4 separate regions of the Homo sapiens genome follow, and all the other regions are linked to region 1. A link is a contact called in ENCODE Hi-C or POLR2A ChIA-PET data. All regions are on one chromosome and are shown on one strand. Each heading gives the region's core, a stretch centred on a gene start or an enhancer-like site at or near the end of the contact. The rest is flanking DNA. Distances are from core to core; before and after follow the strand shown. Region 1 holds the start of ASPSCR1 (ASPSCR1 tether for SLC2A4, UBX domain containing). Region 2 holds the start of ACTG1 (actin gamma 1). Region 3 holds the start of CYBC1 (cytochrome b-245 chaperone 1). Region 4 holds the start of OXLD1 (oxidoreductase like domain containing 1).

Region 1 (2,700 bases), core at 201-2,700:
CCTCACTCATGGCCACGCTGATGTCCTGCACCTCCTGCTGACTTGTCACCTCCCTTCATCATTGCCCCAAACGTTTAACCAAGGATCCAGACTGTGGGACAGTCTAAGGAAAATAGGAACAGACTCTTCAAAAACGCCACTAAAGAATTAAAACCCACCAGGTGATGTGTGGCTCAGTAAGGTTCTGAGGTTGCACAGAGCATGGGACTGGCTGGCTGGATGGGAGGGCTATGGCTAGCCTGGGGCTTTCCCCAGGTTTCTCCAATGTACATAGATGTCCGTGTTTGTCAGCATACAGGTGTGTGTGGGTGACATGGATATGTCATCGACAGGAAGGCACAACAGCACCCATGCAGAGATGTCCTTAGACTCAGCAATGACTGCCGGGTGCGGTGGCTCACGTGTGTAATCCCAGCCCTGTGGGAGGATTGACTGATAACTGCACCAGTTCCCCCTTCCACAGGCTACTGGGCAGCTGAGCCCTAGCCAGGAGTCCGCAGAGACAGGCAGGCACATGGAGAGAGGAGTGCCAAGGCCCGGCTGAGCCATGGAGGTGGGGGGCGGGGCGGAACACGTGCGAGTGCTGTCCATGAGTGGCCCAGGTGCTGGGAGCTAAGCACATTCGACGGCTGCGAGTCAGGAGGGCAGCTCCTTCTGGAAGCCTGGAGCTGGTGAGGCCAGGTGCTTTCCCTGCTGCGGTGGCTGGCGATGGGAGTGTTTCCTGAGGCTGCCACCAAGCCCCTCCTCAGCATGGGTTGGTGCGGGAAGTCCTTGAGTGCCTGTGGGTCGGCAGGAGCTCCGGTGAGACTCAAGTTCGCTCACCCCACGGTTCTGAAACCGGTCTCCCGCCTTTCCTACCCTCAGGTTTAGGGACCGTCGCGGCAGCCCTAGGGCTGCCAGATTCTGCACTCCCATTTTAGGATGAAAGAAATCAGGTCTAGACTGAGGGCCACGAGTCCCAACACCCAGGGAGGATCCGTACAGGGGCGGGGGGACTGCCCCAAACCATAAGGTCAGGAGGTGGACGCTGACCACAGGGACAGGTGGGCAGGGAAGAGGCTCAGCTGCTGGAGTGGAGGAAGCCGGGAGGGTCGGGGGAGAGCAGGGCACCGAGCTGGGGACGTGTCAGGGACGAAGCGAGGGTGGGCGAGCGCGGACCGCTGGGACCCCGGGGCTCAGTGCCGCTCACCGGGGGTGACCGCGCGCCCAGCCCCGGCCCAGCCTGGCCCCGGCGAGCCCATCCAAGCCGCGCTTCCCGGAGGCAGAGGACGACCGCGCTTTCCGGGTCTGGCGCGGGCTTTGGCGGCCCAAGGGCGGGGCCGGGGCGCCGTGGGTGGGGAAAGGGCGGGGCCTGGCAGGACCCGGAAGTGCGCTGCGGCCCCGCCCCCTGGCCGCGTGGCTGCGCGTCCTGGCTGTTGCCGATAAAGTTGTTTGACGCCGGCCCGGCGGCGGGTCACGTGAGCGGAAAATGGCGGCCCCGGCAGGCGGCGGAGGCTCCGCGGTGTCGGTGCTGGCCCCGAACGGCCGGCGCCACACGGTGAAGGTGACGCCGAGCACCGTGCTGCTTCAGGTGCGGCCGCCCGCCCGGGGCGGACGGGTAGGCGGGCGGGGGGCGCTGCGCCGAGGCCCCGCCCATTGCGGTCGGCGTCCCGGTGTTCGGGGGCGGGGCCTCGGCGGCCAATGAGCGGCCTCCTGAGCGGCGGCCCCGCCCCCTGCTCGCCGTCACCTGCGCTTCCGCTGGGGTCCCGGGGGTCCCGGGGGTCCCGAGTGGGGGCGGGGCGGTGGCGAGCCTTCCCAGGGGTGAGGTAGAACGGCGCCGCGTGTCACCCGCATCGAGTACTCGGCGCCCGGCCGAGCCCAGCTCGCGAGGGCGCCGGGAAGAGGGAGGAGTGGAGCCCTAGACCCGCGTTCCCATTCCGGGGCGTCCCCCGGAGCGGGAGCCCGGGTTGCGCGGTGGCAGATGTCCCGGCCGTGGGGCCTGGAAGCGATTTTTGCCGAGTCACTCACTGCACTTTTACTTGGGCACCTTGTGACCGCGAATCAATTAAATGTAAAAGTATTGGCTGGGCGCGGTGGCTCACGCCTGTAAATCCCAGCACTGTGGGATGCCGAGGCGGGTGGATCACGAGGTCAAGAGATCAAGACCATCCTGGCTAAAACGGTGAAACCCCGTCTGTACTAAAAAAATACAAAAAAATTTAGCCGGGCGTGGTGGCGGGCGCCTGTAGTCCCAGCTACTCGGGAGGCTGAGGCAGGAGAATGGCGTGAACCTGGGAGGCAGAGCTTGCAGTGAGCCGAGATCGCGCTACTGCACTCCAGCCTGGGAGACAGAGCGAGACTCCATATCAAAAAAAAAAAAAAAAAGTATTTATTGAGCCTCTGCTGCGTGGGGGACCGTGAGGATCCGAAGGTGCACACGACTCGGAGTTTGCGGGAGCAGCCCACGGCGTGGGGTCCCCAGGCCTGGGCAGGTGGAGGGCGCAGCCAGGAGGCTGTTGGTGCCAGGCGTGCAGAGTGCGGAAGTGGGGCGCTCCCGCAGAGGCTGCGCGGGACCCCTTGGTGCAAGGCCACGGCTTTGGCTTTTTATGGAGAAGAGGGGCGGAGGCGGTGCAGGCAGTGGCAGCAGGTGCACAGAACCGTGCCAGAGCCAGGGGGTAGCTTGTGCTAGGCAAGTTTAAGGCAGGTTGCAGAACTACAGGG
Region 2 (2,700 bases), core at 1-2,500, 460 kb before region 1:
GCGCCCAGAGGCGTAGAGGGACAGCACGGCCTGGATGGCCACGTACATGGCCGGGGTGTTGAAGGTCTCAAACATAATCTGAGAAGGGACAAGGGGCGGCTTAGTCAGGGACAGAGACCCACGGCCACCCCATGCTCACACGCCACAACATGCTGCATGCCAGTGTGATGTGTGGAGAAAAGAAAAGAACGCAGGCAGAAACCAAATGAGAAACCTGGAGGCTTCAGGGAGGAAATGCCGGGAGAGGAACAGAGCCTGGAACAGCGAAAGAAACACTTAAATGTCAGAAATCAAGCCGGGCAGAAAATGACTGGGGAAAGGACGGGAGGAGCACGGGCGTCGGCCGAGCCTCACCTGAGTCATCTTCTCTCTGTTGGCCTTGGGGTTCAGGGGGGCCTCGGTCAGCAGCACTGGGTGCTCCTCCGGGGCCACGCGCAGCTCGTTGTAGAAGGTGTGGTGCCAGATCTTCTCCATGTCGTCCCAGTTGGTGACGATGCCATGCTCAATGGGGTACTTCAGGGTCAGGATGCCACGCTTGCTCTGGGCCTCGTCGCCCACGTAGGAGTCCTTCTGGCCCATGCCCACCATGACGCCCTGCAGGGGACGACCCGTCAGCCTCGCCGGCGACACCGAACCCACCCCGCAACGCAGAACCCAGGAGCCCCGCGGCGCCATCCACTCACCTGGTGTCTGGGGCGCCCGACGATGGAAGGAAACACGGCTCGGGGAGCGTCGTCCCCAGCAAAACCAGCTTTGCACATGCCGGAGCCATTGTCAATGACCAGCGCGGCGATCTCTTCTTCCATTGCGACCTGCCCGGAAAAGGATGGACTCAGGCGGGCGCGTCTGTAACACGGTCCCCTCCCCACAGCCACCTAATGCCCTCCCGCGGGGAAGCCTCGGCCCTGCCCCAACCCCAGCGGCCGTGGCCTCCAAGATCGCAACCGCCTGGAACCGAAGGCCGGGCCTTTTACGTAACGTCCACGGCTCGGAAGTCTGCACTGCGGCCGGGCCCCGCCCTGGACCCCCGGCGCCCCCCCAGCCCCGTCCGCCTGACCCGGCCCACCCCGCCTTTTGTTCCCGGGGAAGGCGCGACGAGGCCTCGGCAGCTGGAAGCGGGGCCAGCCGGGGTCGGGGGGCGCAGGCCTGCGACGTCCAGCTCAGGCCCCGGGGCGGGGCGCTCACCGGCAGAGAAACGCGACGGCGGAGCGGCGGAAGAACAGAGTGCGAGAGCTGGCAGCGGCGACTGAGACCGACCGCGGCCTCCCCCGCCGTTATTTAAGCGGAAGCGGCGCGCCCGCGCGGCCCGGCGGCGCGCGCGGCCCCAGAACATGTCCATATATGGCGATCTTTCCGAAAGCCGGGCACCCATTGGCCCGCCGGGCAGGGACACGTGGGGCCCCGGCCCGCCCCGCCCCCAGCCCGCACCGCCTCCCAACGGCCCCGCCCGCGCCACCCCCGCGCGCTCGCGACCCTGCGCGGGCCGGCGGGCGGGTCTGAGTTGGGGCGCCCTCCGAGGGTCGCCGGGAGGGCCGAAGGGCTGACGGGCCTGGCCCCTCCCCGGGACTGCCGCGCCGTGGGGAGGGCCCTGCTGCGCCCCGAAACTGCCTGACCCGGGGCGGGGCCGCGCCGGAGCTGGGGTGGGTCCCCGAGTCCCCGGCCACGCTGCGGGGCTTTGCTCCCTGGGACGTCCCTTGCAATCTTTCCCCTCGGGCTCCACGAGGATCTCGGGCGCCAGTGCCGGGCTGAGGAAGGGGCGCGGCGGGGGTCCGCGACGCTCTGCGTCCCTGGGCGCGGGGGAGCTCTCAGGAGCCCTCACCTCGCCCCGGTCACCATAGGAAACAGCCCGCCCGTCCCCAAGCGCAGCCACCACCATGCAGGTCCCTCCACGGGGCGCCCTGCCCCGGATCTCCGTTCGTTTGAAGACCGAGGCCCCTTTCTACCCGACCCGACACATCCCTGCCCCTCAAATCACAGGCCTGATTGTCCCCAGGCGCGCGCTCCGGGTTGGGGCTACCCCGCCCCCTTATGTGCTGAGAAGGTGGTGTGGAGTGAGGCCTTTGTTTCATTCTGGTCACCTGTAGACATTATAGGGAAACTGAGGTAGACAATGGGAGCCCTGACTTTTTTGAAGGTCGGCTCCCCAGCTTCGGGCGGTCGGGGGGATACCCTCTTCTGTTTACGATGCTAGTTAAGAGCAGCGATCAGGGCTGGCGTGGGTTTAGCCACAGGCTTGTCCAGGGCGCTCACTCCTCGCCAGGAGCGGCGCCGGTGCTTTGGTTACACCCCGAGAGGCGCCCGGCACTACGGTTTCCTTGTGCGCTGCTGGAATTTTCAGGGTTGGAGCGCCGGCCGCGTAGGGGTGGCAGTGAGGCCGCGCAGTGAGGGGACGGACTCGCCCGAGGTCGCAGAGCGTTCAGATTGACTCGACAGGCTGGGGGGCGGGGCCGGGGTCCCCACGCGGAGTCCGGGGCCCTGCAACGTTAGCTCGCGACCCCGTGTTTGGGAGTGACAACAGCGAGTCAGGGCAAGGCGGCCGGCCCAGCTCACCTGCGGGCTGCAGTCAGCCCGGACGCCGAGACCCGTGCCTAAGGCCCCCGTGCCCCAGGCCTCCCAGGGGTGCTGAGCGCCCCCAGGCCCAGAATCTCCGGGGGCCCGGGCAAGGCTGTCAGGTATGTTCCCTCCCGTGGCGAAGCCGGG
Region 3 (2,700 bases), core at 66-2,565, 470 kb after region 1:
TCTGTGGTTGGGCACGTCACTGGATCCCCCAGAGACCCCGTTTCCTGTGTAAGGAAGGCCCTTTTCCGTTCACAGCGACACCGACTGCGCGGGGGCTGTTTCCCGCTCAGACTCACGAGCTACAGCTGCATCACCACCTGCCCCGTCCTGTCTGGAAACCTTATGTCCTGAGGCCGCTAGCCCCCAGCAGCCTTTAAGCTTCTAGCATCTGTGGGCACCCCCTCTCCCCTGTGCTGGCCTCCACCAAGAAAGGAACTGAAAGTCCCATCATGGCTTCCGGCCGTACTGGCTCTCGCACTGGCATGGACCAACGATCTCAGCTCTCTCTCTGCCCTCCTCCACCTGCTGAAAGTTCAGACTGCACAGTAGAGGGTCCCAAAGCGGCCAGAACCGACGAGTCACCAAAGGGGCTAATCTTCCACAGCGGAGTTCCGCACGGGCGCAGCAGCCCTGCCACTTCACCGTACGCTCCCAACACTGGCCCCAGGGACCCCGTTCTGGTAGTTTCTCAGGGCTTTCCCTGTGAAGTCAAATCAAATTTCTGACATTAAGTAGGGGGTTCAGGCTGGGCGCGGTGGCTCAGGCCTGTAATCTCAGCACTTTGGGAGGACGAGGCGTGCGGATTGTTTGAGTCACGGAGTTCAAGACCAGCCAGGGCAACGTGGCGAAACCCCGTCTCCACAGAAAATACATAAAACAGCCCGGTGTGGTGGTGTACGCCTGTGGTCCTAGTTATTCAGGAGGCTGAGCTGGGAGGATCACCTGAGGCCGGGAGGTGGAGGCTGCAGTGAGCAGAAATCGTGCCACTGGACTCCAGCCTGGGTGACAGAGTGAGACCGTGTCTCAAAAAAATAAAAAATAGTGGGTTCAAATCACACAAACCAATCCTAGATGCTGGTATATGACTGGGCTCCCTCCCGGGCCTCAGTTGCCTCATTGCTCCCGAAACACCCGGCATTCCACATCCAAATGCACACACACACGCACACTCGCGGACACAAGCACACGCGCGCTGGCAAAGCCGCCCGCGCCGCTAGTCGCACCGAGCGCTCGTTTCTTTGTCCGGATCGGGGGCGCTCCCGCCGCCGGGGCCAACCTGCAGCGGAACAGGCGCGAGGCCGCCCGCGACGGGCACGGCGGGACACGGAACAGCCGGCAGGCGGGCCCAGGACGCAGACCCCTCCCGGAGTGGGCCTAAGGGTGCCGGGACGCGCGGCACGGAGCGGGAAGGAAGTGCGGAGCCCACCCAGCCCAGCCGCCTACCGAGAGCACAGCGGTCCCCGCGCCGCAGCAGAGAGACGCGAACCGGCGGGGGCGGGGCCGCGCGCACTTCCGGGATTGGAGCGGAGCCGAGCCGACTTTCGGGGGCGGGGCCGCGCGCGCTTCCGGGATTGGGGGCGGGGCCGCGCGCGCTTACGGGATTGGGGCGGGGCCGCAAGCATTTCCTGGATGGGGCGGAGCCGAGCGGATTTCCGGGATCCGGGCGGAGCCGCAGGAGGAGGCGGGTGGTTCCTGCTAAAGAAGCCAGTTTTCTTGAAAAAAAGAAACGTGCGGGGAAACGTATCCGACAGCAAAGAACTTACCAAGGACTATGAACGTCTTGCTAACATAGAAGCGAAACTGAAGCGGTTCTCATTGCCAAAAAAGAAGATTTGAGCATGAATAAGAACAGGAATTCGAGTGAATTTAAAATCCTCAGATGCTCCAGTCTGTAATTCATAATAATGTATTTTTTAACTCTGTTCACCTTTGGAGGATGCTGGTAAGCTCACCCCAGTTTGTGGCCTGGTTAATAAAAGGAAAGCATCAAGCATTTGTCCTGCCTTTATGAAATTTACAGCAGAGTAACCAAATACTGCATGAGAAGAATTTCTCATTATAGAAGTTTTCCCGCTAATAAATGAAGAAGAAACAGTAGGATTAAAACATCACCCTATGAATTAACGGACCTAGGCAATGTCATCAATGACTGCTAATTAACATCGCAAAAAGGTCAGTTAGATATCAGAAGTACACAACACTATGAAGTAGTCTTGCCAGAAAAAATTTAACCTGAATGTGAACAAGCTTCTAGAGTGAATTACTGGAAATGTGGAAGACAAGACTGTACTAAAGGATTCTACAAGGATACAGTCAGCAATTCGAAACCTCAACCATCTGAATGGACCCTTCCGCTTGGCCAAGAGCATTCCCAAGTTATCCTGAAAAACTAGCTCAGGCAGTGATGGGAAGGGGGAGACAGACATACCTCACTCCCTCCTCCCTTTTGGAATTCAGGCACACAGCTGACCAGCATTCACATTAAAACAGATCTTGAGGTGGCCAGGTGCGGTGGCTCACGCCTGTAATCCCAGCACTTTGGGAGGCCAAGGTGGGCAGATCACGAGGTCAGGAGATTGAGACCATCCTGGCTAACACAGTGAAACCTCATCTCTACTAAAAACACAAAAAAATTAGCTGGGCGTGGTGGCGGGTGCTCATAGTCCCAGCTACTCGGGAGGCTGAGGCAGGAGAATGGCGTGAACCCGGGAGGCAGAGCTTGCAGTGAGCCGAGATCGTGCCACTGCTCTCCAGCCTGGGCAACAGAGTGAGACTCCATCTCAATAAAAAATAACAAAACAAAACAAAAACAGATCTTGAAGTTGACAAAGTAGACTCTGTAGCAATGACGCCAAATTCCAGCCTGACTCTGGTATAGGA
Region 4 (2,700 bases), core at 88-2,587, 310 kb before region 1:
ACGTGCTCCTCCAGGGCAGCCAGGGCCCGCTCCCCACCGTCCTGGAAGTGCTGCAGCAGCCTGTCCGCGTACTCCACCCACACGCAGTTGGGGCAGCCACTCATGCAGCAGTTTGTGGGCGGCTGGAGCTCAGGTGGCAGCGATGCCTTGGGCGGCCTGGTGCCGTCCGCACCTGCTTGGGAGCCCACCTCTACGTGGTCTGTCCCGAATTTTCTGCGCCCATCAGGGGCTTGCGCTCCGGGATGGTGCCTTTGAAGAAAGCTGCCACCTCCAGGAAGCCTCTGGCAGCAGTCCGGGCTGGAGAACCGGCGAGCCCCCTGAGGATGCAGACAAACATGTGACTCTCCAGGAAGCTGGTGAGGCCCGGTCTACCCCCAGCAGTGAGGACATTTCAGCTCTCCTGTCATTGGGCAACTGGCTCCATGTCCTCAGCTTTTTCACTTCCTGTGACTTTAGACATGTTATTTCACCTCTCTAGACTCAGTTTCCCCACTGTGCAATGGAAGTCATGGGTATGACACGGTGTGATTCACAAGAAGTGCCAGGATCAGGGCCTGGCGCCGGGTGTGCACTCAAGCACATGGTGGGGGGTGGGGGAGGCACTCGACACCTCCAGCTAAGATGGCTGCTCTGTGGACACCAGTATGCGAGAGGTGTAACCCTGTAAGCTCCTGGCCAGCCCAGCACCTCTACCAGTATAACCAAGCCCCACCACCTCTGAGGGACCAACCGGAAGAATCGCACCACCCTTTATCCAAGTTTCCCTGTCACAAAGCCCAGGCCTCTCAGGCCCCTCTCATCCCAGCGTGAATGTCCTATAGGCAGTCTTCCGTCGCTGCCCTGCTCTATCTACCCAGGATCACGGACTGACACGCTACCAACTTCACTTATTTAACTAGTCCTGCGAGGGGCATCATCCGCTCCATGTCCACGGCCAGTCCCCAGAGCCCAGGAGGGCTCGCACACAGGCGCTCGGCAGATACTGAGAAACAGGAAAGTGGCCGTTCACCGGGCTGCTTCCTCTCCCAAGGCTAAGCGGCCCCTCCACAGATTCCGGGGCGGGGACTCGGTAAGAGCCGATGGAGGAGAGGAGCGAGGGGTCCTTCGGCGGCGGCCAGCGCGCGATCCTCCCGGCTCCGTCCCCACATGCGGGTGGAGGGGCCGGGGCTCCTCCCGGTACGTGCGGGCCCCCGGACAGCGGCCTCTCGGACGTGCCCTTCGGCGCTGCCAAGACCCGTCCTGGTACTTGCCGAGCCACGGACCGCGGCGGCTACCGCCCGGCCTCCCTCGACCACCCTCCGCAGCAGCATCGCCCGCGGACGGGATCCGGCAACCCCTGACCGTGAGCGGCGGGCGCTCCGGCCAATCCCGGACCTTCAGGAAGTCGCGCCGCTCCAGCCAGCGTGAGGCTGAGCGCAGGAAGCGGAAGTGCCGATCGGTGGGGCGGAACCATGCAGGAAGGCGGAAGTGGCTTCGCTAGGGAGCCTCCCGGCGTGGAGATGGCGGGAGCTGGTCGCGGAGCAGCGGTGTCCAGGGTGCAGGCGGGTCCTGGGAGTCCCCGGCGAGCGCGGGGGCGGCAGCAAGTGCAGCCGCTGGGGAAGCAGCGCCCAGCCCCGTGGCCCGGGCTTCGCAGGTGACTGCGCTGCCCCGCGAGGCCGCCACACTTCCCCAGAGAAGGGGACGCCTTGAAGGCTCCGCCCGGGACCCCCTAGGGAGCGTTCGCTCGGACCCCTTCCCCAGGTCGGGCTCAGTGCCCTCCTCTGTCTGTGCCCGCGGCCCACGCTCCGCCAGGATCGGTTGAATGAATGGAGGCGCGAGCGAGTCCTTGGTTTTGCCTTTCCCGCGTCCCAGTGTCCCGTCTTTGTGGTTCTGGACGAGGTCAGGGCGGAAAGGCCTCCTGGGCTTTCGGAGTGCCTTTCGGCCTCGCGTCCCGTGAGGAAGGGGTTCAGGGACAGCCACTGAGTGAGACCGAGAGGAAAGATCCCTGCTCCCTGGACTGCTGGACCGGCTCGCACCACAGAAGCCAGATGTGGCCCCTGTATAGATAGATTCTTTTTTTTTTTTTTTTTTTGAGACGGAGTCTCACTCTGTCGCCCAGGCTGGAGTGTGGAGTGCAGTGGCGCGATCTCGGCTCACTGCAAGCTCCGCCTCCCGGGTTCACGCCATTCTCCTGCCTCAGCCTCCCGAGTAGCTGGGACTACAGGCGCCCGCCACCACGCCCGGCAAATTTTTTGTATTTTTAGTAGAGACGGGGTTTCACTGTGTTAGTCAGGATGGTCTCGATCTCCTGACCTCGTGATCCGCCCATCTCGGCCTCCCAAAGTGCAGGGATTACAGGCGTGAGCCACCAAGCCCGGCCAGCCCGTGTAGATTCTATTGCCAGACCCAACTATTGTTTCTCTTACTGATTCTGCTTGTGCTTTACTTGGGACGGGTCTCACCCCCGTGTTCTTTCTCCCAGCAAAGAGAAGAAGAAAGTGAACTGCAAGCCCAAGAACCAGGACGAACAGGAGATTCCTTTCCGGCTCCGGGAGATTATGAGGAGCCGCCAAGAGATGAAAAACCCGATCAGTAACAAGAAGAGGAAGAAAGCAGGTGTGTGCAGGCCCATACTGGGCGGCAGTGAAGCTTTGTGTGTCTCAACCCGCCCAATCGCCCAAATACTTCAGAACGTTTCAGGCAGAGGAAATATGCCAAGAC

The links. Hi-C counts contacts between places; a loop is a spot of excess contacts on that map. ChIA-PET counts read pairs that join two places held with the same protein, here RNA polymerase II (POLR2A). Pooled maps may share reads with other maps.
Region 2: a pooled map shows a loop between it and region 1 (18-fold over the local background). The contact joins the promoter of ACTG1 here to the promoter of ASPSCR1 in region 1. A Hi-C loop is called at or near these places in 2 of 37 single-sample maps with no recorded cell type and 8 of 50 pooled maps. POLR2A ChIA-PET finds 5 or more read pairs at or near these places in 2 of 52 experiments (K562 and activated naive CD8-positive, alpha-beta T cell).
Region 3: a map with no recorded cell type shows a loop between it and region 1 (28-fold over the local background). The contact joins the promoter of CYBC1 here to the promoter of ASPSCR1 in region 1. A Hi-C loop is called at or near these places in 4 of 37 single-sample maps with no recorded cell type and 10 of 50 pooled maps. POLR2A ChIA-PET finds 5 or more read pairs at or near these places in 1 of 52 experiments (GM10248).
Region 4: a loop to region 1 is called in a map with no recorded cell type, with 6 times the contacts of the local background. The contact joins the promoter of OXLD1 here to the promoter of ASPSCR1 in region 1. A Hi-C loop is called at or near these places in 1 of 37 single-sample maps with no recorded cell type and 5 of 50 pooled maps. POLR2A ChIA-PET finds 5 or more read pairs at or near these places in 4 of 52 experiments (GM12878, H1, HEK293T and 1 more).

What each region holds. Positions count from the first base shown.
Region 1 is chr17:81,976,179-81,978,878 of GRCh38, forward strand. ASPSCR1 (ASPSCR1 tether for SLC2A4, UBX domain containing) reads left to right here and starts at 1,451. Exons shown (of 16, transcript NM_024083.4): 1 at 1,451-1,570. The coding sequence starts at 1,469. It overlaps LOC105371939 (a long non-coding RNA gene), which reads right to left and starts at 1,307. Exons shown (of 2, transcript XR_933953.4): 1 at 1,190-1,307; 2 at 1-779. LOC124904087 (a long non-coding RNA gene) reads left to right here. Exons shown (of 2, transcript XR_007065951.1): 2 at 1-157. RefSeq lists enhancers at 63-836, 837-1,608 and a silencer at 1,087-1,946.
Region 2 is chr17:81,511,549-81,514,248 of GRCh38, forward strand. It overlaps ACTG1 (actin gamma 1), which reads right to left and starts at 1,251. Exons shown (of 6, transcript NM_001614.5): 1 at 1,186-1,251; 2 at 684-812; 3 at 355-594; 4 at 1-78. The coding sequence starts at 806. RefSeq lists enhancers at 697-786, 1,997-2,276, 2,307-2,356 and silencers at 1,007-1,176, 1,377-1,856, 2,487-2,676.
Region 3 is chr17:82,449,437-82,452,136 of GRCh38, forward strand. It overlaps CYBC1 (cytochrome b-245 chaperone 1), which reads right to left and starts at 1,316. Exons shown (of 7, transcript NM_001033046.4): 1 at 1,264-1,316. RefSeq lists an enhancer at 127-386 and a silencer at 1,017-1,376.
Region 4 is chr17:81,665,268-81,667,967 of GRCh38, forward strand. It overlaps OXLD1 (oxidoreductase like domain containing 1), which reads right to left and starts at 1,338. Exons shown (of 2, transcript NM_001039842.3): 1 at 1,251-1,338; 2 at 1-317. The coding sequence starts at 1,310. CCDC137 (coiled-coil domain containing 137) reads left to right here and starts at 1,470. Exons shown (of 6, transcript NM_199287.3): 1 at 1,470-1,633; 2 at 2,462-2,595. The coding sequence starts at 1,500. RefSeq lists enhancers at 264-373, 534-1,455, 1,456-2,377 and silencers at 1,034-1,353, 1,554-1,703.